3 separate regions of the Mus musculus genome follow, and regions 2 and 3 are each linked to region 1. A link is a loop called in an ENCODE intact Hi-C map of the cell type or tissue named here. Cell type or tissue: heart. All regions are shown on one strand. Region 1 overlaps Eml1 (echinoderm microtubule associated protein like 1). Region 2 holds the start of Cyp46a1 (cytochrome P450, family 46, subfamily a, polypeptide 1). Region 3 overlaps Cyp46a1 (cytochrome P450, family 46, subfamily a, polypeptide 1).

Evidence for each region. Hi-C counts contacts between places; a loop is a spot of excess contacts. Peaks named below come from ENCODE experiments on the same cell type or tissue, not always from the same donor. Only the 100,000 strongest peaks of a DNase experiment are listed, where the experiment ranks them.
Region 2: it touches region 1 in a loop (6-fold over the local background); 19 of 42 quality-filtered maps call a loop at or near these places.
Region 3: it touches region 1 in a loop (5-fold over the local background); 34 of 42 quality-filtered maps call a loop at or near these places.

The regions. Positions count from the first base shown.
Region 1 is chr12:108,490,840-108,498,839 of GRCm38, reverse strand. All of the region lies in intron 4 of Eml1 (echinoderm microtubule associated protein like 1), which reads right to left. Among named protein-coding and RNA genes, the nearest start is that of Evl, 60 kb to the left of the region's middle. In heart, CTCF peaks have their summits at 4,416 (motif pointing right) and 7,673; a DNase peak (open chromatin) is centred at 2,789; H3K27ac peaks cover 1,502 bases.
Region 2 is chr12:108,329,567-108,337,566 of GRCm38, reverse strand. It overlaps Cyp46a1 (cytochrome P450, family 46, subfamily a, polypeptide 1), which reads right to left and starts at 3,251. Exons shown (of 15, transcript NM_010010.2): 1 at 3,003-3,251. The coding sequence starts at 3,121. In heart, a CTCF peak has its summit at 3,547; DNase peaks (open chromatin) are centred at 3,376, 3,946 and 4,366; H3K4me3 peaks cover 2,111 bases; H3K27ac peaks cover 1,501 bases; H3K27me3 peaks cover 3,918 bases.
Region 3 is chr12:108,360,047-108,368,046 of GRCm38, reverse strand. Cyp46a1 (cytochrome P450, family 46, subfamily a, polypeptide 1) reads right to left here. Exons shown (of 15, transcript NM_010010.2): 13 at 7,478-7,566; 14 at 6,785-6,851; 15 at 5,813-6,533. The coding sequence ends at 6,363. Among named protein-coding and RNA genes, the nearest start is that of Cyp46a1, 30 kb to the right of the region's middle. In heart, CTCF peaks have their summits at 2,521 and 4,068; DNase peaks (open chromatin) are centred at 1,946, 2,496 and 4,066; H3K27ac peaks cover 822 bases; H3K27me3 peaks cover 999 bases.

The DNA of each region.
Region 1 (8,000 bases):
TCTCCAGCCCCCATCTCTTCTTTTAGAGGACCCAGGTTCAGTTCTCAGCACCCACATGACGGGCCGGGCCAAGCCATCTCTAACTCACTCCAGTTCCCAGGATCCAACACTCTTTCTTTATGGTGCACAGGTGTACATGCAGGCAAAATTCTCATACACATAGAATTAAATTTAACTTAAATTTTTAAGTTGAAACAAATTTTATTTGCGAATGCCATAATAAAGCGTAATACTGTATACATTGGTTAATTTTTTAAAAGTCATCCAAGTCTTGATGAAAGAACTTGTGGGTCTGGACTTTGTTGGCACATCTCTTGTATGGTAACTGTTCTAAGGATGACAGAAGGGTAGAACAGAGGCCGCCCATAAGGGAATGTCACTGCTGAGCACAGACATCTTGGGTGCCCATCACAAAACAGACAGTGACAACCTATGACCATGCCTGGGAAATCAAAGAAGAAAATGCCTCAGTTGGACCACAGTCCTTCTTAGAGCAAGCAGAGCTTGTGAGGGAGGCAACAGATGAGAAACAAAAAGAGTGTGTGGCCCCAGAGAAGTGGCCACCCACTTCTTCTCAATGGGGGACCCCCCTGGGACAGCCGCCAGTGGGGAGGTGACAAGAGCCCAGAGACTGCTATAGTTGACCTAAAGGGCCACCAGCTGGAAGCTTGGTCCACGGCAGCAGTGCTGAGATGACCCCACGAGATCAGGTCATGGGGCACCGTGATCATTAATGGGTTACGGTCAAGAGGTTGGATTAGAGAGACACACCAGACACAGACTCTCAGAGAGGGCAGGAACGTGAGCCACTCCTTGCACCCCAGCCGGAGATTCCAGCTGTTTGCCCCGCACTGCTCAGCTATGCTAGGTCTCCCAGCCTTAAGCTAGGAAATAAATCAGAAGAAAGGAAACCACAGGCACAAGGAACACTGGTTTATCCAGTGGTTCTCGACCTTCCTGATGCTGTGACCCTTTAATACAGTTCCCCATGTTGTGGTGATTTCCCCCACCCCATAAAATTAGTTTGTTGCTACTTCATAAGTGTAATTTTGCTAATGTTGATATCTGATATGTAGGACATTTGAATATGCCACTCCTGTGGGGTCACTTTAATCACCCCTTAAATGCTGCTAGAGATATAATCTTTGGTTGCTTGAATTAAAAAAGAAAAAAAAAAGCAGATACATTGCTAATATCACTTCTTTATTTATGCATGCACATCTGTGCATATACTTGTTAGCTAGGTGCCTATGCTGTACGTGTGCGTGTGTTTGTGTATTGTGTGTGAGTGTGTGTGTGTGTGTGTGTGTGTGTGTATTGGCCAAAGGCAAATGTCAAGTGACTTTTCTAGATCTTTCTCTCTAGCAGGAGCTGTGGTGGGGCCACCCCTATGTAAACGCTGGGCTGGAGCAGCCGCAGAAGTATCTCCTGCTGGAGGACCTGATTGAAGACTGCCTGAGAGAACAAGGATTGCTGGTGCAGACAATGCCAGCCAATCAGGAGCTGCTGTTTAGAAGAGATGCTTTCTCGGGACCAATGGGGCGCAGGTGGAGGGCGTGTTCAGATGAGCTTGCGGAGGCGTTTCTCACCTGCTCCCTGACTCACCTCCAGCCCCCAAGGGCAGGTAGGGTCAGGCTGGGTAGTCCAGGATAGTTCGTCACCTTTTTGTATTTTTTCCTGAGACAGAATCTCTCACTGAACTCATTGATCTGACGAGGCCCATCGACCTATGAGCTTCAGGGATCTCTTAGTCTCTGCCCTCCCTAGTTCTATGGTTACAGGCACAGATTCCACTATGTCCCAGTTCTTTTTATGAGTTTTGGGAATCTAAACTCAGAACTCAAGTCTTTGTGTGTTTTAGTTAGGGTTACTGTTGCTGTGACGAAACACTGTGACCCAAAGCAACTTGGGGATGAAGATTTATTTTAGCTTACAACTCTGAAGTTACAATGTATCACTGAGGGAAGTCAAGGCAGAGACTCAGAGCAGGGACCGGAAGGCAGGAGATGATGCAGCACCTGGAGAGGTGCTGTTTACAGTTGATGCCTCACGATTGATTTTCTCAGTCTGCTTTCTTAAAGCACCCAGGATCACCAGTCCAGAGGTGGCCCCACCCACAGGGAGCTGGGCCCGCCCACATCAAGCACCTATCAAGAAAATGCCCCACAGGCTTGCCCACAGAATCTGGTGGGGGCATTTCCTCAACTGAGTTTCCTTCGTCCCAAATGACTCTAGCTTGGGGTCAGGCTGACATAAAACTAGCCTGCACATTGTCTGGTATGGCAGGCTTTCTAAGTGAGCCATCTCCCTAAAATCCCATCTCCCTGAAGTCACCCCTTTTCTCCTCAGTTCTAACTTGAAATGCAATGAAAAGCACCTCTGCCGGAAGTCATCCTTCAGCCCACGCTGTATCAGGGATATGATCCCTTGCTTCCCTTGATGTCCAGGCCACTCCGAGCCTGTGTGGAGTGGGTGGTGAGGCTCAAACAAGCCTGGCTGAAAAACACAGCAGAATTTGCTGTTGGCAAAACTTTCTAAACTCTGAAGTGTGGCCAAGGGACACGGAACTGTAAAAACTCTGTTTGGCCTTCCGATCTAAATTCTAGGGTTCCTTTGAGGCTATACAGCCCCAGGCAAGCTGTTTCTAACCCCTTGGGTAAGTAGCTCTGGTTTCCAGCCTGTAACTGCTGTTCTGTGCCCTTGCCTGGAGCACCCCAGTATTCGCATTGGCTCCCTAACCCTCCTCCTGGACACCAGCCTGCAGAAGACACAAGACTGCTGCTTGGGTCTAGGCTAGTGGCCACTTCCTGTGAGGCCTTCTTGGGCGTCCAGTCAACACTGCAGTCTTCCCTCAGGCCCCGCTCCCCACAGTCCACACTCCTACCCCACCCTGGCTTATTTTTGTCTATAGCACTTTGAGCCCTGTTTTATTTTGTTTCTCCACTGAGCAGAAAGGCCCACGAATACAGCATCTTCATCCTGCTTACAGTTGCATCTCCAGGGCAGAACAGGGGGCGGCCACCGCCTGGCACCAGGGGCAAGGCCTGAGGCTGCTTCTCTCCTCACACACCACAGATGACCTGGTGTGCCTCAGAACGTCTCTTGCTACACTCACCCACATTCCTCTCCAGTCTGCCCTGGGCACTCCCTGAAGGTCTATGGAAAGGGATGTGTGGGAGTGTGGGGTCCCCTTTGTCTGGATCTTTAGGAATGTGACCCGTCAGCCAGCTCACTCTGGGCCTTTAATGAGTCCCCTCTTCCTATAAAGCCAAGTGTTTTCCTTCTGACACTCTGCCAAAAATGCAGTGTGGGCCTGTCCCTTGAGGGGGGCCTGCCCCCTTTTCCCTTTTCTTGCTTTGTTTGAGCCCAGTATACAGTGGCTTCAGCTTTCTGTCACACTTAAAATAGCTGTCTTTCTGTGGCTCACCTGGCTTGTCCCCTCTGTCAGAGCATGATTGACAGTCTTGTGATCTGTGTGCCCTGCGGAAGCCGGAGTCCCGATTCCATGTCACTTATGCATTGGCTCACAGGCAGTGGGAAGAAAGGTGAGGGAAAGGCAAAAAAAAAAAAAAAAAAAAAAAAAGACAGCAAGGCAAACCTCCTGCGGTCATAGGAACGGGATGCTGGAGCCAGACAGGAAGCCAAAAGACACCAGGATTCTTTGCCTCATGCTGACAGTCACAAAGGCAAAAAGATGCCCAAACCTTGAATCCCGTGATTCTGTGCGGTGTCCAGAAAAAGGAAAATGCAGTTTCAGGTGCTGGGGAGGTGTCTAGGTCATTAAAGTGACTGCCACACAAGCCTGAGGACCAGGGTCCAGATCCCCAGCACCCACACAGAAAGGCTGTGCAGGTGGGGGAGGAGTCTGGGGGAGACAGACTGATCGAAGAAGACAACTGATATTAACCTTTGGCTCGCATACATGTCCATGCAGGTGAGCGTGCGCGTGTGCACGCACACACACACACACACACACACACACACACACACACACACACACCTATAGACAATGGTCCTCCAAGAAGAGGAAGTCCACAGGGGAATTCCCCACGGGATGCTCAGGTCTCCAGGAATCTGAGAAGAGGGAATGGCTTCTAGGAGCAACTGACACAGGTGGGCACAAAAGCCAAAAGTCGTGGTGGGAGAGGCATCAAGGGCTACTGGAGTGTCTGTGTTCCATAGATCAAAGCTATGCAATGCAGCTCACCAGGGGACACAGGCTGCTTTGCTTCTTCATCCACAAAACGGACAGAACCACTTCAGGACTGAGCAAGACAGGACAAAGTGCCTTCACACTGCTGCCAATGACTTCCCGCCTAACCAATGTCACCCACAAGAAGCCACTTTAAGGGACTGGAGATTTAACTAGGACTCCAGCACAAACACTAAGGCTAAAGTGTGGTGCTAGTAATCAGCCTCTAGGTGGCGCTCCTTACCAGTTTCTTAAACAGTTCTAGATTTATTTATTTATTTTTTAAATGTAATTTCATGCATTCAAGGAATGCTTAGTGGGAGGTTTTCGTGTTTCCTGCACTCTGCAAAGTGCTGCAGGGCCAGAGACTAAGAAAGGACAGTGTCCCTGCTCTCTTAGAGCCCAAGGGAGGTCATGGGTGGGAATGGGTAAAGATGGAGGAGGGCTATGGACAACCGCAGACACAGGCTGTCTGCAAAACACCTACCTCAGGTGGGGGCTAAAAAAGGGGCTCTTCAGCTGAGCCTTGTAGGGTGAGGTAAAGTCTGTTCAAACACTGTCACTCCCACTCTAGACTCTGAAGCACCAGAGGGAAGACCACAGCTGGGTGACATCTCAGAGTGATGCCTGAGTTTAGGTAAGCCACCTGCTGTGCTTTGATGATTTGAGCGCCATTTTTTTTTAAATCAGTTCAGGGCTGTGTCTTTCTCAGTGAGCTACACGTCCAAACCCTTTTCCTTCTTTTCCCATTGCTTTGTGTTGTGTCTTACAGAAACTGAGGAAACCAGGGTCAGCCTGTTTCCGTGCTGTCAACAAGTCCCGCGAAGGTGAATCAATCTCTTCGCTCGGCCCATCCCATTCCCATCCTGCCTTGCATCATGCCACACATATAGTAGGTCCAAGTGAAGCCCTGCTGTAGGCTGCACGAGTAGGGTGACAGACATTGTCCAAGCACCTCGTTCTTCTCTTTTCAGGTTGGGGTAGGAGGCACAGAACTCCAAATGCTTCTGTGACGGTTAACTTCAATTGATCTAGCATCGCCTGGGGGGACCATCTCCCTGAGGAACTGTCTGAATTGGGTTAGCTTGTGAGAACGTTTCTTAATTGGGTTAGTTAGGAGTGGAGGAGAGCCCATCCTCAATATGAGCAGCACCTCTTGTCTTGGGCTGTGTAAATGCAGAGAGGGCTGGAAGAAGGCGCATTCTCTGCTCTGTGGGTGTGTTGCCTGCATGTATGCCTGTGGCCCACAGAGGCCAAGAGAGTGTTGAATCTTCTGGAACTGGAAGTACAGATGGTTATGAGCCCCAACTCCCACGACGTGGATGCTGGGAACAGAACCTAAGCCCTCTTCAAGAGCAGAAGATGTTCTTAGCTGCTGAGCCATCTCTCCAGCCTCACGCTCTCTGCTCCTGTGTGTTTAACTTCCTCACACTCCTGCCACTGTGACTTTCCTGGAGTGACAGACCCTAACCTGGAACTGTAAACTGAAAGAGTTGCTTTTCATCACAGCTATAGAAACAAAACTTGGGCAGTCCCTGAGAAGAGAGACACATAGGCTGTGACCTTGGAACGGAGCAACAATAGTCCTAGGTACACAGGCACCTGCAGGCCAGCCTGGTGTGGAGGATGCTTTGGAGAAGAAGGTACTCAATCCTCGGAACACCTGTGAGGTCCATACTATTTCGATGCTGAAGAGTCCCTATTCCCCAATCTAGTGATTTAAAATCATGGAACACAAAGTGGCAGAGCCGGGATGGAGGCTTGGGTGTGGCTGTCAGGATCCAACATTTTAACCGTCTTTCATCCTCATTAAGAGGAATAGATATATTTGCTCAATGAATGTTTTCTGGGCACCTACTGCGTGCCTTAGCATTGTTAAGAATGCTGAACTAGTCTGGCTGGTTGAGAAAACCCTTGTTGGCATAGAATATGGTGCCACATTTCTGCAGTCTCAGCACTTGGAACACTGAGGCAGGATTGTGACTGTCACATTAGCTGGGCCACACAGCAAGTTCTGCTCGGGCACGTGGAAAGTGTCTCATGAGCCCTGTGTTGCCACGGATACTATAGGGGACCTTCAAGTCCTCTCTTGGGATTTTTTTCAGAAACAGGTAACTTGTGAAATAAAGCAACTCTAAAAGAGAAGAAAAAAAAATTTTTTTCTGCTGGGAAATAGAAGAGGCGGGCTGAAGAGGTGTACTGTCAGGGCCAAGGAGAGGATAAGGAGCCAGGAGATCTTGAACTGGAGGCTAAGGAGAAAGGTCATCACTAGGTTAGTAGTACCTAGCCTACCTAGTTAGAAGCTACCAACTGGGCCTTTAGGAGCTGGAGGAAGCAGCCAAAGGACAAATCCATGGCCTGCCCAGCTCTAAGAAGGAGGAGAGGCCAGAGAGACCAGCACAGCTGTCCTGGACAGGCTGCGAAGCAACAGGGCTGTACAGAGGAGCAGGGCTTGGGCCTTAGAGAATACTTTGATTTTTCCCTTCAAATTTGTTGACTCCAAAGACCGACAGTGTATATGTATGTGGTAACAAAGATTCCAACAGTTGGCTGAGAGTTCTTACTCTACAAACGCAACTCACTGCCAGAAGCTGTAGATGGACACATAGTATTTTAATTCTAAGGTTGATACATCTCTATCGGAGGCCAGAATGGGGACACTTTCTCCGGTAACATCTAATGTCAACTGTGCTCATAAACTTAGAACAAAGTAGCCATTTCTCATATAAAACTTTTTTAAAGTTAAAAAAAAAATCTTAGTGGATTAGTGTACCGGGTACATCATAGCATTCTTTCAGAATGTTATTGCTGACTCCCTATTTAAATTTAATAAGTACTTCATGGTGACAAGACTCATTATGTAATCATTAATATTCATTTGCCATGAATATTACATAAAGTAAAATATTACATTGCCCTACATTGCTTTTATCTCTAATGGAAGCATTGTCAGTAGAGAGATTAAATGCTGTTAAAAAGTGCCGAGGCTGCTTAGAGGCAAAGAATTTTTAAATGTTAAACAGTCGAAGATGGAAGGTGAAGATTGTATGAAGTCATGGGAAAGACTCCAGACTCCACCAATCCCTTTTAAAGGAAATGGGACAGGGAGCAACGAGATAGAAAGCATAATAAAGACTACAGCTCTAAATAAGAGAGATGCACACACCTGATTTATAGGAAGTGAGGACACTCGGGGAACATGACAAACACTTTCTTCTCAAGAGTGAGGAGCTGCATAGAGCCTACAGATTTGTCCTCTAGATGTTCTCACTGTTGCTAAGGAATGCAGGCGCTGGTGTGACATTCTTGCACATAGCTTATTTGCACTGGGGGGCGGGGGGGGGAGTGACACCACACTGACCATTTTGGCTACTGATGCATTACATCTGAATCCACAGATCAGGGCGGAGCCCAGGTTCTCTGCCTGATATCAGTGCATTTCCACCTATCAAACTGACTCCAGCCAGAACTCGCGCCTCCTGCGGTCGATCAGTGTACTGCTAGTGGCCTGGCTGGCAGCTGGGAGGATCATGGCGTGGGCCATCTGTTCCCTGAATCATGGGTAGATTTTTTCAAACTCTGGGTTGTACTCAATGGCCTGGGCCATTCATACAAATGTAACTAAACCTGGCAAACCAAAGAAAGGAGCAGTCACTTCAGAGTCACCAGAAGTTGTCAATCACCTTCATGTTACACACAAGGAAGAAATGGCTGAGAATTTCGGAATACTTCATGTATTATTTTTCTGTGCACTGCCATCCCAACATAGCTGGCCCTTTACTGAGCATTAAGCATGCCATTGAGTGTT
Region 2 (8,000 bases), 160 kb after region 1:
GGGGCTTGAGTCTTCAGCTATTGCATGGATCAACGCAATAGGATGCTGAACTTAAAGCAGAGAAGGCATATTGGGGGAGGGCCTCCTGCAGAGAAGGAGGATGGAGGCCAGGGTGGGGTGCAGCAGCTGCCCCTTGCAGGCAAAGGGCTCCTTGCTCGCAAGCTGGCACAGCCCTAGAGCACTGAAGGAACTGATGCTGTTACATAGGCTTCCTACCAACCACAGTTTTATGAGTCCGGGCTTTGAACGCCAGGGCCTCTCATTTGTGCTAGAAGATGTTCCAGAACTTTCCTTTAGTCATTTTATATTTAACCACCAATCCAGTTTAAATCCAAATCTCTGGATTTATGTATTGTTCAGTTCACCTACTAAGGAACCTGAGCCTCCTCACACTGTTCAACACACCTGGAAGTCACAGGCAGACTCTGGTGTAAGAGATGGAGAGAATGACAACACAGGACAGACAGACTCAGGGTTGTTTTTGTCTGGTTTTTGTCAACCTAACACAAGCTAGGGTCCTCTGAGAAGAAGGAACCTCAATTGAGAAAATGCTTCCAACAAAGTGGCCTATAGGCAGTCCTGATTAGTAATTGATACAGGAGGACCCATCCCACTGTGGGCAGTGCCATCCCTACGCAGGTGGTTCTGGGTTGTATAAGAAAGCAGGCTGAGTGGGCCATGGGGAGCAAGCCAGATAGCAGCACCCTCCATGGCCTCTGCATCAGTTCCCATTTCCAGGTCCCTGTTTCCAAGTTCCTGCCTTGATTTCCCCAGATGATGAACTGTAGCCTGCAAAGTGAAGTAAACCCCTTTCTCCCCAAATTCCCTTTGGTCATGGTGTTTTATTATAGCAACAGTAGAAGCAAACTAAGACAGATGGCCCTTAAAACATTGTCCTAAGTGAAAGAAGGCAGACACAAAGGGCTCCAGGTTGTAAGCCTCCATTCATATGAAGTATCTAGTACAGGCCACCCATGGAGACAGATGCAGACCAGTGCTAGGGATGCCTGGGCAGGCAGACAGGGCGTTCTTGACAATGGATACAGGATTTCTTCTTGGGGGTGAAAGAAACGTTCTAGAATTACTGCTGATGGTTATGCAACTCTGTAGCTCAGCTAAACACTTTCAAAGGGTAGATTTTAAAAGTATGCACATTATATCCTTTTCTTTCGTCTTTTTATTCTTCCTTCCTTCCTTCCTTTCAGAGAAAGTGAGCAGCCCTGCCTTCTCCAATCAGGTCTGAAAGGTCCAAAGCCCATAGGTTTAGAAGACATTGTCAGAACAATAGATGCTTGCTCACTTCTAAACTGTGGATGGATGGCTTGGAGACAGAACCTAGAAATTCCACCATCCAACTTGGAATTTGTGCATGTGCCAGATTCTGCTGGGAGAGACATCAAGGCTACCACAGTGACTGAGACAAACACTTAACAAGAGGTGGCACGGTGACTTAAGGGGCTATAGGTCCAACAGAAGGGCCCCCTCCCTAAGGAGTTAGCATAGCCTTAAGCCAAGCCATGCAGTCCTGGAGAAGGCCTGTTTAGGAGGAGTGAAAGTTGTAAGTGCTAAACAAGGCAAGGGGGGGGGTGTCCAAGGGAGACCCCCAAGGTCAAAAGGAGGGCAGAGACACAAGGGAGAGAAGAGTGGCCTCCCCATGTCTCCAGCCACAGGGGTCACTCGGGTCCACAAACAGGAATTCAGGCTGCTGTACTGGAGATGGTACCTTCCAGAATGTTCATATCCAGAGGTCTTTAAGAAATGTGTCTAATACCTTTGCTTATTTATTTATTCATTCAACAGATATTTATTTATTGAGCAATTAAGTGCAACATGCCAGGCCCTGGAGGTATGACACAAGCAAACCCAACATCTCTGCCCTATTTGGGCTCACATTTTAGCATGGGGCAATCAACAGGTGGGAAAAAAGGTGACTCCAGGGGTAGCCTTAAAATTACCGGGGCTGGGCAGGCTTCACATAGAGGGATTGGGACAGCCTGTTTGATATGAGAACAAGAAAATACCACTCACAGGCCAGAGAAGGTGAATGGGGAGAGCCAATGGAGAGATGTAGGGGACAGGCAGGCTTAGGGCAACCGTAGTATGCAAAGGGGGCAAGAGGGGACAGGTACTAAGTTGCCTGTGAACTTAGTAGTAGCTTGCTAGCTGTGTGGTATGGTTCATGTGAAACGGGATTTTTCAACTCTGAAGTGATGGGAAGCCCTTGGGACACTTTCATTACACATCTACTCTAAGCTTCAAAAAGCTCTTGCCAGGTATAGTGGCACAGGCCTTTAATCCCAGCACTCAGGAGGCAGAGACAGGCAGATCTCTCTGTGAGTTTTGAGGTCAGCCTGGTCTATAGTGAGTTCCAGAACATCCAGGGTTTTGAAGAGAAACCTTGTCTCCAAAAAAAAAGGGGGGGGGGTGAGAAAAGGAATAAGAAAGAAAAGGAAAAGAAAGGTAAGCTTTTGATGGGAGCCATTGGTAAAGTGGCCAAAAACGGAATGGAAATACTGAGGACAAATGGAATGTCCCAGGACAGAAACACAGAAACAGAAAAACGTGACGGGAGTACAGTGTTCAGTATTTGGACAGGTTGGCCCTGTCCAAGTCCTAAAGTTAGCAGCGTCCACTTCGAAAGCAGCCTAACCTGGGTTTAAATCTAGGCTTACCAACTGTGTGACCTTGGCAGGTGACTTCCCCGCGTGCGCCTCAGTCTGCAGGTCTGAACGATGGGGTAACAGCAGCGCTTACCTGACAGGACTGTAGCTGCCGACACATTTGTGCGGCCCAGCCAAGCGCGGTGGGCGCCCAGCAGCTGCTGCGGCTGTGAGTAATTTGTTACTAAGAATAGTTAGCGCCCCTCTCCGGGCCTGCGTCTCCGGGCTGGCCGTGCGTACAAGACGAGGCTGGACCCCCGTCCTGGGCGCTGGCTCTGACGCGGTCCCCAGACCCCGCGATCGAGAGCCCCAGCCAGGCCCCCGCCCCCACCCCCCGCTCACCTGGGCCGCGGCGGCCCGGGGATGTGCTCATAGCGGCTGCGAGCGCGATGCACGAAGGTGCAGCAGAGGCCGAAGGCGAGCAGGACGGCGCTGCCGAGCAGCAGCAGCCCGGGGCTCATGGCTCGTGGTCGGCGCCGGTGCAGAGGGGGCCGGAGGCTGCGACCGACTAGCTGTCAGCGCTGCGCGCCGCCTCGGCCCCAGGCCCCGCGCTCACCAGCACCGCCCCCGCCGCTCGGCTCCGCCCCCGCTGGCTCGACCCCGCCCCGGGCACGCGGACCCGCCAACCACGTCTCCGCCTCCAGCCCTAGCTCTCAGGACCCGCCCCCGCACGGCCACGCCCTCTTTGAGGCCCAGCCCCAGCCGCCACGCCGTTCCCGCCCAGAGCGATAAGTATTCACCAATCACAACCTGGCTTTTGGCTCAGACTTTGAGGCCACGCCCCTTCTACCCTCTCTTGAGCTCAGACTCCACCCCGAAGTCGCCCCGCCCAGAACGCGTTGTCCTGGCAACCTCGCTTCCTGGGCGCAAGCTGCCCAGGCGGCGGCGCAAATCCCGTCCGCTGGCTCCGCCCCTTTGGCCTCGCCAACTGTCTCTCCGCGTGCAGTGCCAGGCCTCTTCCTTTCTCGTGCAAACCTTCTGAAAACCCTTTCCCAGCCCTCCAATCCCCGTCTTGCGCTGACTGTTCTCAAACATCTCCCTGAAACCTTAGCGCCCCAAAGTTAGTCAATCCCAAATGTCCTCGCGCTGCGCCTTCATTGCAGGTCGGTGCAAGCCTTGCGCCCGCTGTGTGCCAGCGTCCGCCCGGAGGCGGAGGACAAGATCCTAGCAGGATGCAGGAGTTCCTGGGCCCGGGAAAACCATAATCCTGAGTATGGGTGATGGTCCATAGGAATGTGCTGGGCTGTGCTCCGCCTTCTCACCCGGTGGAAGCGCAAAGTGCTCCTCACTTCCGAGTTTCAGTTCCCGTGGGGGACGCTCAGATAGGCCTGCAGTGGATGGGAGGGCCAGATGTGCGCTCTCCTTGACTAGATAAAGAGCCTCGGGATTGGGGAGTGGGGGCTCTGAAGACCTCGAGAGAAGGTCGGTTTCTGACTACTCCGAGACCTTGGTTAGGTCCTGGAGGGGTCTGAAGACAGAAAAACAGGAAAAAAGTGTGGACCGTGTGCCTACATTTCCGGGTATACAGGACCAGCCCCCGGGAGGGACATATCAGGGATCCGTGAGCTGCAGGTGACGGGGAGAGCTTTAGGAGCTGTGCTTGATTTCGGTCTGGAGAGGCCACCTCAGCCTGAACAAGACGGGAAGCCAAGCATCCAACCGGGGACTGGCCTCTGAGTGGCATTAGGGGGATGTGGCTTGCCACCGCGCCCCCGTGTGGTAGCGAGCGGCAGTCGCATGTGCGCAACAGGGACCTCCCGTGGCCCTGCTTGGGGGCAGAGGAAGGTCAGCCAGTTTAGTTTAGCCATTTGTGAAAGCTCCTGAATTGAGAGGAGATGAAGGCATGAGACTGCGAGGAGGGTGTAGACTTCTTGCGTGCTTTTAGGCGAGTTAAAGAGAGTAGACAGCAAAGACCGTGGGGCATCGTGGTGCTCACAGGAGAAAGGATCAAAAGTTCGAGGCTAGGTGGATATGGTGGGTGATACACACCTTGAATCTCAGCACTGGGAAGGCAGACCAGGCCAAGACTATACAGAAACCCTGTCTCAAAAATAAAATATTTTAGGCCTTCAGAGTTCAAGGCTAGTCTGAGCAACTTAAGACCCTGTCCTAATTTTTTTTCTTTTTTCTTTTTTTTTAAGGGTTAGCAATCTGGCTTAGTGGTAAGGTGCTTGTTTGTAAACACACAATACAAGGTCCTGGGTTCAATTTCCAATACTGGGAGGGTGGTGTGCAGAGCAGAGAAGCATGGCATGGTCACTTTAGGAGGGTGTTATGACCCCTCACCCTGAGCTTAGCAGATATCCTAAGCTGTGTGGACTTAACTTTGTGTCAGGACTCAGAACAGAGAGAGACTCCCTGGAGGCAAGGCCTGATTCCAATGGACTCTGGGCACAGTCTGAGATGCTCCACACAGGACAGACTAAGGAAAGGGAAAGGTAATAATATTCTCTGACACATCAGGCAACTCTAGTGACCTCTGGCTTGGCAGGGCCCCTCACCCCACCCTTTCTGCCCCTCTTCCTGGCTGGAGTGTGTCAGTGGCATCCTGTCCCAGATCCCACATCCACTCTGTTTGTGTCTCCATGCCCATGACGCTCCTAACTAACTCTCCTATAGTTAGCTGTGCGACACAAGCTGCTGCTCATGCAGACCCTATGTCCCAGAAAGTTAATAACCAAAATTTATTAGCAAGTGGTGTGTGTTTGTATGTGTGCGTGTGTGCGCGCGCGTGCTTGTGTGACAGAAAAGGGTATCAAATACTCTCTTGCTCTCACCACCTCTTCCTTTGAGACAGAGTCTCTCCCTGAACCTGGGACTCAGATTTTCTCTTCTAGGCTAGAATTCAGCAATGGCCAGCAATCCTGTCTCCATTCCCTCTTGGAGCTGAGGTTACAGATGTGAACGGTGTGTTAGGTGGGCACTGGGATCATTGTGCAGTAAGAACTCTTAACTGCTGAGTCACCTCTCCAGCCCTATGTATGTGGCGGAGGTGCCCATGCACTTGGAGATCAAAAAACACAGCTGTAGCTGTCGGTTCTTAGCTGCTTCTTATTTTCAGAGACAGGGTCCCTCTTTGGCCTGGAACTAGCCTAGGCTAGCTTGCCAGTGATCTCCCATGGGCTTGCTGAGCTCCAACTCCCATCTTACCATTGCTGGAATTTCACATGTGCACCACCACAACAAACCCCATAAAAGTTACTGTCATTAATGTTTTTATCAAGTATTTGTGTATTTTTATGTGCATTCTGGGGTCAAAACTTTACCCACAGAGTCGTCTCTCCAGCCCTGGCATTTTATATTGGCTGCATGTTAAAATATTTTGAATATGTTAGATTAAATAAAATATATCAAAATGAAGATGGACTAGAGAGATTGATTGGCAGTTAAGAGCACTGGCTGCTCTTCTAGAGGACCCAGGTTTGATTCCCAGCACCTACATGGTGGCTCATAACCATCTGTAACTCCAGTCCCTGAGGTTCTGATGCCCTCTCTGGCCCCAGAAGACACCAGGCACATGAGTGGTGCACACACATGCATGTATGTAAAACATCAATACACATAGAATATAGTTTGTTTATTTGTTTGTTTGAGACAGGGTTTGTGTGTGTGTGTGTGTGTGTGTAGCCTTGGCTGTAGACCAGGCTGGCCTGGAACTAACTGAGAGATTCGTCTGTCTCCTGAATGCATCATTTCTTAGTCAGAATTTCTATTCCCACACAAACATCATGACCAAGTAGCAAGTTAGGGAGGAAAGGATTTATTCAACTTTTACTTCCACGTTGCTGTTCATCACCAAAAGAAGTCAGGGCTGGAACTCAAACAGGTCAGGAAGCAGGAGCTGATGCAGAGGCCATGGAGGGATGCTCCTTACTGGCTTGCTTTCCCTGGCTTGCTCAGCTTGCTTTCTTATAGAACCCTTGCTCACTAATTGAGAAAATGCCTTACACGATGCTTCTGCCAACTACCGCTGTAGATGTTCCCTGTCTTAGCTAGGGTTTGTATCGCTATGACAAAACACCATGACCAAAAGCAACTTCAGGAGAAAAGCGTTTATTTAAACTTACATCCTCTAGTTCCTCATCCAGGGAAGTCAGAGCAAGAGCTCAAATCAGGAACCTGGAGACAAGAACTGATGTTGAGGCCATGGAGGAGCACTGCTTACTGGCTTGCTCCCTGCCGCTTCCCTTTGGTGGTTTGTTCAGCCTGCTCTGTTATACCATCCAGGACCACTGAGCCATAGATGGCACCACCACAGTGGGCTGGACCCTTCCTCGTCAATCATTCCTCAAGAAAATGCCCCACAGGCATTTCCCACATGCCAATGTGGTGGGTGTATCTTCTCAACTGAGGTTCCCATTTCTCGAATGACTCTAGCTAGTGTTAACCTGACATTAAAAACTAGGCAGGGCATCCCTCCATGCGTACCATTTCCCAGCAGGAACTACTGAGGGCATGTAGCAAAGGGGATCTAGAGGTACCGCCTGAGGAAAGATAAGGATGGGGGAAGCACTGAGAAATGGATCTCAGTTCTCCAAAGCCCTGGACATCGATGTACAGCCACTGTGGGGATGGAGAGAGGGATGGTGACGTTGGGAGTGTTGGGGGCAGGATGACATGATCTAACAGCAGAGGTATCTGGCATGCAGCCAGTTCTGCATAAAGGCTAGTTCTCCTCCACGAAGTGGGTGAGAGGTCCAATGCCCAGCTGGAATAGTTCTCCGTGTGCTAACATTTTTTAGTGGGGCTTAAAAAAGGGCTCACGTTTCTCCTTTTTGCCCGCTTCTTCCCATGACACCTCAGTGACAGTCCCTCCACATGGCGCACCTCCCTGTCTAACACAGGTGCCAACTTGGATGTCACCAAGTCACTACTAATCTCTCACTTCATGGAATGCACATCTATGATGCTACCTTGATCTTTGTGTGTATGTAAATCCTGTTGGTTACCTCCATTTACCCATAAGGCTCAGAGGAGTTAAGTGACTGACTGTTGTCCGGTCACACAGCGAGGACTAGGACCCACCCCCGTCTAGTTTAATGTGTATAAGAGGTGGGCACAGGCGCCTTGGGAACTGAAGATTGAAAGGAGTTTCCCAGCCAGTCCTGGCACACCAAGTGCACCTGCCCAGTGCACCGTCCTCCACACCCAAACCTCCCCCTCCTATCAAGAGCCAGGATAGACGGTGTAGACACGCTGTGCCCCTCCAGGAACTGCACTGCAGAGATGCAGACAGCACAGGCTCCCCAGCTGCTCCACCTTGGGGCTGCATAGATTTGCAGAAAATGATATTTCCCCTTTTTTTGTGTCATTTTCTTAACAGTTCAGTAATTTTTTTTA
Region 3 (8,000 bases), 130 kb after region 1:
CCCTTCCTGACCTTGGCTCCAAGCCCCTTCCTGTTCTCTTTATTGTGAGAACATGTGTTAGGAGAAAAAAAAAAAAAACAACTTGGTTCTCTTGCCTTTGAGGTCAATAGTAACATGCGAGTGAGCCCACTGCATGTATGAGAATCTGTGAGCAGGTGGCTGTGCATGTGTGTATACGTGTGCTTGGTGGTGGGCATGTAGGGTATGTATGTGATGATGTGGATATGTGCTCCCATGGAATCGCGTATACATGTACATACATGTGCCTTACATGTATGGAGTGTGTATATGCATGTAAGGCAAGCACTTGCACATGTTCAATAGGACCTCTACCAGTTCATGCTGAAGTTGACCATGTCTGAGCCCACCAGCTCCCAGGACTCACAAGCACCTGGTGCCAATTTCCACAGTATGGTGGGGGACACAGCATGGTGGCCACTCCCAGGGCTCTAACAAGGCTCTGTGCAGTCTCCTGAGGCTCCAGGCTGGTGCATGTGGAGGGGCTGAGGTCAGGATGGCAGGGCAGGTGGGGCATGTGGTCGAGGGGTATTCTATGAGGGACTGTTCACCAGAATCCTAGGAAATATCAGGGGTAGAGGTGAGCAGGAGGAGGGCCTGGCATGAGAAAGAGCTCATGGCACCTCAAGAGTGGCACGAGATTGGCTGATGGCAAAGTGGAAACTTAAGGATTCTTTGGAAAGTCAGTTGTGTCGGATGGTGTTTTGCTGGGGCAAACATGTGAAAGAGTGTTTTCCTGAAGCAGACACAGGTGAAAGACTAAGGCAGACTCGTGAAGGAACATTTAGCTGAAGCAGACACAGGAGAGAGGATGCTCTGCCAAAGCAAGCCTACGGAAGGTCACGTGATGAAGGAGCCTTTGCTAATGACACACATGTATTGGTCTGCCTTACACTGCGGACGTAGTTGAACTGCATTGCTCAGGACTCCATAGAGAAAAAATGCACCAAAAAACTTCTAGAGGTGTGCCGGCTTTTTTGCCTTTTTGCCGCTTCCTTGGACTGGGGTTGACTGGCAGAGTGATGTCAGCTGAGGCAAGACCCATGGAGGACACGTGATGTTTGGAGGGAAGATATAAAGAACTTGATGGACAGTGATGGAGACAGAGCTTGGCTTGCTTACAGAGCTAGCTGTGTAGTGCTTGTGGGTCTCAAGTCTTCACTGATCTTCACTTCCCTGAGAGGCACAGGCAAGAACTTCTCCTGGTGTTCCTCCAGGTCCCTCCTGCTGACTTGAACCAAGGCTGAGGCCTGGCTGTCTCTGCTGTGTAGGGCCACCACTGCTGATTTGTGTTTGCTATGCTGATTCTACCGAAATGGACTGCTAGTGATTCCATGAAGTGTGGTGAGTGGATCAAGCTGCCGCTGCTGACCTGTAAACCGAACTGCCGATTTCCAGACAACACAGAGGGGAGTTGCTCCAAAGAACCTTTCTAAACAGGTCCACTTCCCACCCACCCCTGTATCCTTTCTTCCTCACTACCTCTGATGGGTGGTGGGCTACAAGGGAGGTTAAAGCATTTAAGAACCTTCATTAAAAATAAAGTTTGAAAAAGTTAAAGTTACAGGTGAGATGAGAGATGTCAGTGGAGTTGTGACCTTTGCACGAGAATAGGGTATAAAGGGTCACACATTTACCAGACATCAGTGGGGTCCAGCCCTAGGCCTGGAGTCTGGGTGACATGATCAGAGAGGATGCCTCCTTCCTATCCTCTTTCCCTCTGCTGGCATTCCCATTCCCATGGGTCATATGCCTGGCCAGGCCTTGGGAGTCCAGGGTCTCCTTTCTAGAAACACACTTCTCCCTTGATTTTGGGTGAGGGAATACACAGCTTCCCTTGGCACCTCAGTGGGTGGGAACTGAAAACCGGCCCATGTCTGCACCGAGCAGTACTTCCTGAGCAGGTGGCCTTGCAGAGGAGGCCTGGCCTCAGTATGTGGGCCAAGCACAGAAGGAAGGCTACTTGCCTAAAGCCTAACCTGGGCGGTGATTACCGCGTGCTCCACCAACTCTAATTCAAACAGACACCTCCTCCAGATAGGATAAGGTCAGACACACCCAGCTGCACACAGCCTGAGACACACACACACACACACACACGAGACGTACAGGGAGACTCACATGCATCTTATATGCAAAGAGGAGACTATGGGAACATACAGAGATACTGTGAGACCCAAGCAGACACAAATGCTTACACACACAAAGGTTCACATACATGGGGTTCATATATATATATATATATATATATATATATACACACACACACACACACACAGTCACAGACACACACACACACACACACACACACACACACACACACACACACTGTGTGCTCCAGCACAGTTCTGGAAATTAATTCTGCACACACCCCGTGCCCACCCCCACCCCAGCTTCCCTGGCCCAGCCCCAAGTACAAGTAAAACACTCCCTGGGTGGCCTCCAGGCTCCAGGCCAGGAGAGAGGCCAAACAGGCCAGGCCGGCTGCTCTAGTGTCCCTGGTGGGAGGAGAGACAACCTGCGGCTCCTCATGTCAAAACCCTCACATCTGCTTTAGGGCCTTAGGAACTCTACCTTGTGGTGAAAACAGAAAGAGGCTCATGGGAAGGCTTCCTGTCCTGGACAAGGCCCCTGGGTGCTGAGGCCCCCACCCTGCCTTGGGCCCTGTGACAGGGAAAGCCCCCTTAAGATGTATCTATAGAACTGGGACCTCCAGCTAGAGTGATGGCTCAGAGGTTAAGAGTACTGACTGCTCTTCCAGAGGTCCTGAGTTCAAATCCCAGCAGTGACTCACAATCATCTGTAATGGGATCCAAAGTCCTCTTCTGGTATGTCTGACAGCTACAGTGTACTCATGTAAAACAAACAAACAAATAAATAAATAGATAAATAAATAAATGGAACTGGGACCTCATGCACATTTGAGGGAAGTTGAACCCAAACATGCCAATGTTGGTGGCTGCCTCTTGAGGCTCCTTAAGAGTGGATCACTCCAGGTCCCAAGCGGAGGGACTACCTCTGCAGGAAGCACGCTAGGAATTGTTGCTGTCAGGGAGAAGGTGAGGGTTCCTATCCACAAGGCTGCCTGTACTAATGCCCCTGCCTGGGGTCTCTCACACAGACACAGGTCCTTGCCCTGGTACTAAGGCCAGCAAAGGTCTTGGCTACAGACTCTGCTCAGGCTAACCCCAGCCACGGACTGAGGAGGGAGTAAAAGCAGAGGTGGGTCCTGGATAGACCCTGGAACCTGGCTGGCTAACTGGAAGGACGTAATCCTCCTGTTGCAGCTCTCCCCGACTCTTACCCATGCCCAGCTCCCCTGGAACAGTCGGGAGCTGAACACAACAAGGTGGGTGCTTCCCAGTGAGCCAGCCCCCAACCTCTTTTTGGACTCCACCTCTGGAGGATTAAAACCCACAGGTCCGTCCGTCCCCCTCCCCCCCCCCCCCCCCGCGCCCCCAGTGAGAAGTCCCAGCATGCCTCCTGTAGAGGTAACCACCCTGGAAAGAGCTGGAAAGACTGGCTATTAAAGGGTCTCAAGTATAGGGGAAGGAGGAATATAAACTGCCTGCCCAAGACCATGAATACTTGAAGCTTCCTGCCAGGGCAGAGCACAGATTTAGAGTCCATGTCCCCCCCACATTCCTGTGTCTGAGTTTACAAGGGAGGAAATTTTCAGAAAAGGTCACCATTGCCTAGAGGCAGGCAGCCAGGGAGATAGCCACCCTCCAGAGTCCCTGGGGAGGGTATCACAGGTAACATGAGATAGCCTGCACCCAGCTTTCTCCCCTTTGTGCATTTCTGATCAGTGATTCCCATCTGTGGTCTGCGAGTTCCACCTGGCTCTGGACATAAGGTTTCCCCTGCCTAGCATCCGACAGTCCAGGTCTATCTCTAGGAGAGGCATTGAAAACCGAGGGCCAGGTTGTTGGCCAGCAAGAGCCTACACTGCTGCCTCCCAAACCCAGGCACCTGGCAGGGTGTGGAAGGCGCAGGGTCTGGTGGCACAGTGAATGAGCAGGCCATGCCAGAGCTGCTCCAGAGTGGCCCCGTGTGGTTCCTCTGAGGACTGCAGGTCTTTAAGCCTGCCTTCCCCTACAAGGAGCAAGCAATAAAGATGCTAATAATGGCCAGCAGGAAGGGATCCCCAGACTTTGCACCACACTCCACCCCATTCATGATCACACCTAACGGCTCCACCAGCCCAGAGAAGGGAGTCCTGTTAGAAGCCCTTCCTTTTGAATGAGGAAACTGAAGTTCAAGCTGCAAAGCCAGTGACAGGTAAGGTCAGGATTTGACCTCTGCTGGACTGAGAGCCCCGCCCCTCGCAGGGAGTGGTTCATGAGGTCGAGGCAGGGCACCAACCCTCCAGGAGCTGGCCGAGGGTCCTCCTGCCCTCTCCCTCTCTCCGATCTTTAGGTTCCAGCACAGAGCTCCGACTCAGGCCTGCAGTGACCGGCCACCAGGTATGAAGGTCCGTGAGTGAGTCCTAATTCCATCACGACTGTGACCTTGACTTTTCCGTGTCCTGTCCCCTGGGGGGACTTAAGACTGGAAGGAGGTGAAGGCCCAGGCTCAGCCATTACCAGTCCAAGCCACCGAATGCTAACATGGGCAACTGGACATTTCTGAAAGAAGCCAGTCCTCCATAGGCCAGGTTGTGCCCTGACAGCACAGAGGCAATGACCCTCAGCCCTTCTGTGTGGGTGCTGGGGGGGGGGGGGCTCTCTCCTGTGGGATCAGGCCCAGCAGTGGCAGAAACTGGAGGCCCACATGCATAGGGAAGATAGCTGGTGAGCTTCAGAGGTGCCTTGGGTTGGGGTGGGGGTGGAATCAGAGCAGGGCAGAAGCAGGACAGGGCTGAGGACAACATGGGAGACAGTGTCCTGCCAAGTGGCTATGGAAAAGGGCTGCTACGGGCACTGACAAGTCAGGGGTGGCTTTGCCTGTAAAACACAGGCCAAGCCTGGCTAGCCCACCAGAGAGAGACAGGAGGGAGTACAACAGGAACCCAGCCTGTAGCTCCAGAGGCACCCCCAAACTCCTGCCCAGTAGCTGTGACCAAAGAACTTGTACAAGACAACCTGGGCTGGGGCAGGGACAGGCCAGGAACCAAGGCACAAGCTCCCCTGTCCCTAGCTGCACCCTAGGCCCCGGCTGTGCAGAGCAAATCACCTCCTTCCCTAAGCTTTGATGTCATCCATTCCTTAGGAAATTCAAGACTGCTCAAGACCAAGGGAGACAATGTATCCTGAAGGTTGTCACAGTTCTACCCCTCCCCTGGTGTGGAGAAGGGGCCTTGCTGAGGTAGAGAAGTTTGTTTCTGACTCAGGCTCCCAGTGGGGAAGGAGGAGCTGGGACCATGACTCCTGGACTGGCCCCAGAGCACACAGCCTCCCAGGGCTCCCTCTACCTTCTGACTAGGTCATTGTGTACAACACAGTGCCCACAGGGCAGGCATGAGGCAGTTATAGGTGCCAAGGTCAACCACACACACATACACACACACACACACACACACACACACACACACACACACACACACACACACACACACCTCAAATCAAGCTCTCAATGCCAGGACCCTTCCTGTAATGCCAGAGCCGCATGCCACCCCGCTGCAGAGAGTCTAAGCATAGGAAACTGGTTTCTGCTAGAGGCCGTCTGGCACCTCCAGGACCATCTGTAAGCAGGCAGCGTCTAGAGCTGTCCCAGCCCCCTGGGATCAGCCTTATCATCCCACCCTGCACCCTGAAGAAAGGGAAGGGTCGGGGCCTGGGTGGCCGTACATTCATGCAGTCAACACACGTTTATTGGGCATCGACTCTGTTCCAGACCCTAGTGAGCAATAGGGGCCTCAGAGGCAAAGTGCACACAGACCCTGCCCTGTGGCCCTCACAGCCTGGCAGGGCAGCTGGTCACATGAGCAAACATTCACAATACAGTGTGGTCAGTGTGTTAGAGGTAGGAGCACAGAGGAGAGACCCTGGCCTGGCTGTGAGAAGCAAACAGGGCTTCCTGGGGGACATGTCACTTGAAGAGTTTAGGGAGTGAGCAAGAGTTAGGGTGTCTCTTTTGAGGGTGTGGCCAGTGCAGAAGTTCGGAGGTTTGGGAGAGACGATGGTAGTTGTGGTGATAGCTGGGAGTCAGGCAGGGCCCACCAGAAAGAGCTGAAAAGCCAGCGATGACAGGAAGCACTGAGGGTGTGAAGCAGGCGAGGGGACAGGGCTCGCCAGGAGCCATCGTGGAAGGTGGCAGAAGGGTCAGGGGTGCCGGTGGGTGGCCATGGGCAGTAATGGGGGCCAATGAGGCCCTGGTCCAAGGAGTCTGACCTTACCCAGGGCTCAGCAGGGTGGGGGTGGGGGTGCAGGCTGCCAGCCCCGGGGCCTCAGGGTGCACAGCACGGGGTCCAATGGCTTGAGCGTAGCCTGCTCTTGCAGCCCAAAGCGCTGCCCAGGCACTAGCCGGAACTCGATCCTCTGAAGCAGCTTGGCCATGACAACTTTCACCTCCATCTGTTGGGGAGGAGTGTGGAGGGAAGGAGGAGGAGAGAAGGGGGAGGAGGGGGCAGTGAAGACATGATGAAGGGGGGACAGAGAGAGAGAGAGAGGCGGTGGAGAGGCACAGATGCAGACTCTTCCTTCTTGTTCTCCTGTCAGGCATGCCCAGCCCCCACCTCCACCCCCACCCTCACCCTCTCAGGCACCCCAGCCCGGCCCCCACTCTGTAGTCATTTCTTGGAAGCTCCAAGCAACACAGCCCCTACCTGAGCAAACTGTTGGCCGATGCAGGACCGGTGGCCCAGGGAAAAGGGAAAGTAAGTGAACCGTGGCCTGCAGGAGAGAGGTCCGTCAGGGTCAGTACAAGGAGTGGGGTGTCCACACCACTGTCCCCTCCCATGACCAGCCTGGGCCCAGGGGCAGAACCATCTTCAGAAAACTGCTGAGCTCTGCCCCTCGGGCAGGTGAGACAGTTACTATTGATCATCAACTTGGCAGCATCCAGAAGCCGGGAGGAGGCATACCTGGAGACCATTATCTTGGTCACAGTATTGAGTGGGAAGCCCCGCCCACTGTGAGTGGCCGGATCTTTAGGCAAGGCATCTTGGGCAATGCCCTGGGTAAGATGGAGAGGTGAGGTAAGGACTGGCATAGCCATGCCCTGTCCTCTCTGCCTCCACTTCTGTGACTTCACCAGGGACGGACTGCATCCTTAAATGGTGAGCTAAGCCAAGCCCTTTCCCCCTGATAAAGCCAACATTGTCAGAGTTTTTATCCCAGCAATGGAAAGGGAACTTAAGAGAGCAAGTGAGCTGCTGGCTCTGAGCTGTGATGGCGGCCACAGCCCCCTCCTGGGGCTCTAGACGGCCTGTGGGTGTGGGTAGCTCAGTCCAGAGGCCTCCGTGATTGATGATGCTTCATCCACAGACCCCATCACAGCAGCTCAATGAGGGACTTACTTGGGCGCTCCAGGGCCGAAGCGGTCAGGGTTGAAAGTCAATGGGTCTTCAAAGTAGGTGTCCATTCTCCCCATGACGTAGGTGCTGAACTGCCGGGCAAAAGAGCTGCTGTCTCTGGTTCTCAGGCTGTTCCCCTTGCACCTCCCAACCCACTGCAGCCCCCCCAGGGGTGACCTGGAACACAGCACCTTTCTACCTATTAGATAGGTGTAGCATTCCATAGCCCCCCTGGAAAACCTCAAAGAGGAAGAGAGGGGACACTATGCTATGTCCACTGCCATCAGTGTGTGCCATGCCGTGCCATTCTCTGCCTGCACAGCCCCGTAGCAGCCACAGTGACCCCTGCTTTACAGATGAGACAACGGGGCTCGGAATCTTACCTGAAGTCACCCAGCAACTAAGTGGCCACTGACTGAGACCGGGTGCTGAGAGGTACCTTCCTCCTGGCAGCTGGAGGCTGGCCCCTCCTTCACCACAGGCTCGCTTCAGCCTTCAGGGCAGAAGCTAGGGAAGCTGGGGCCCC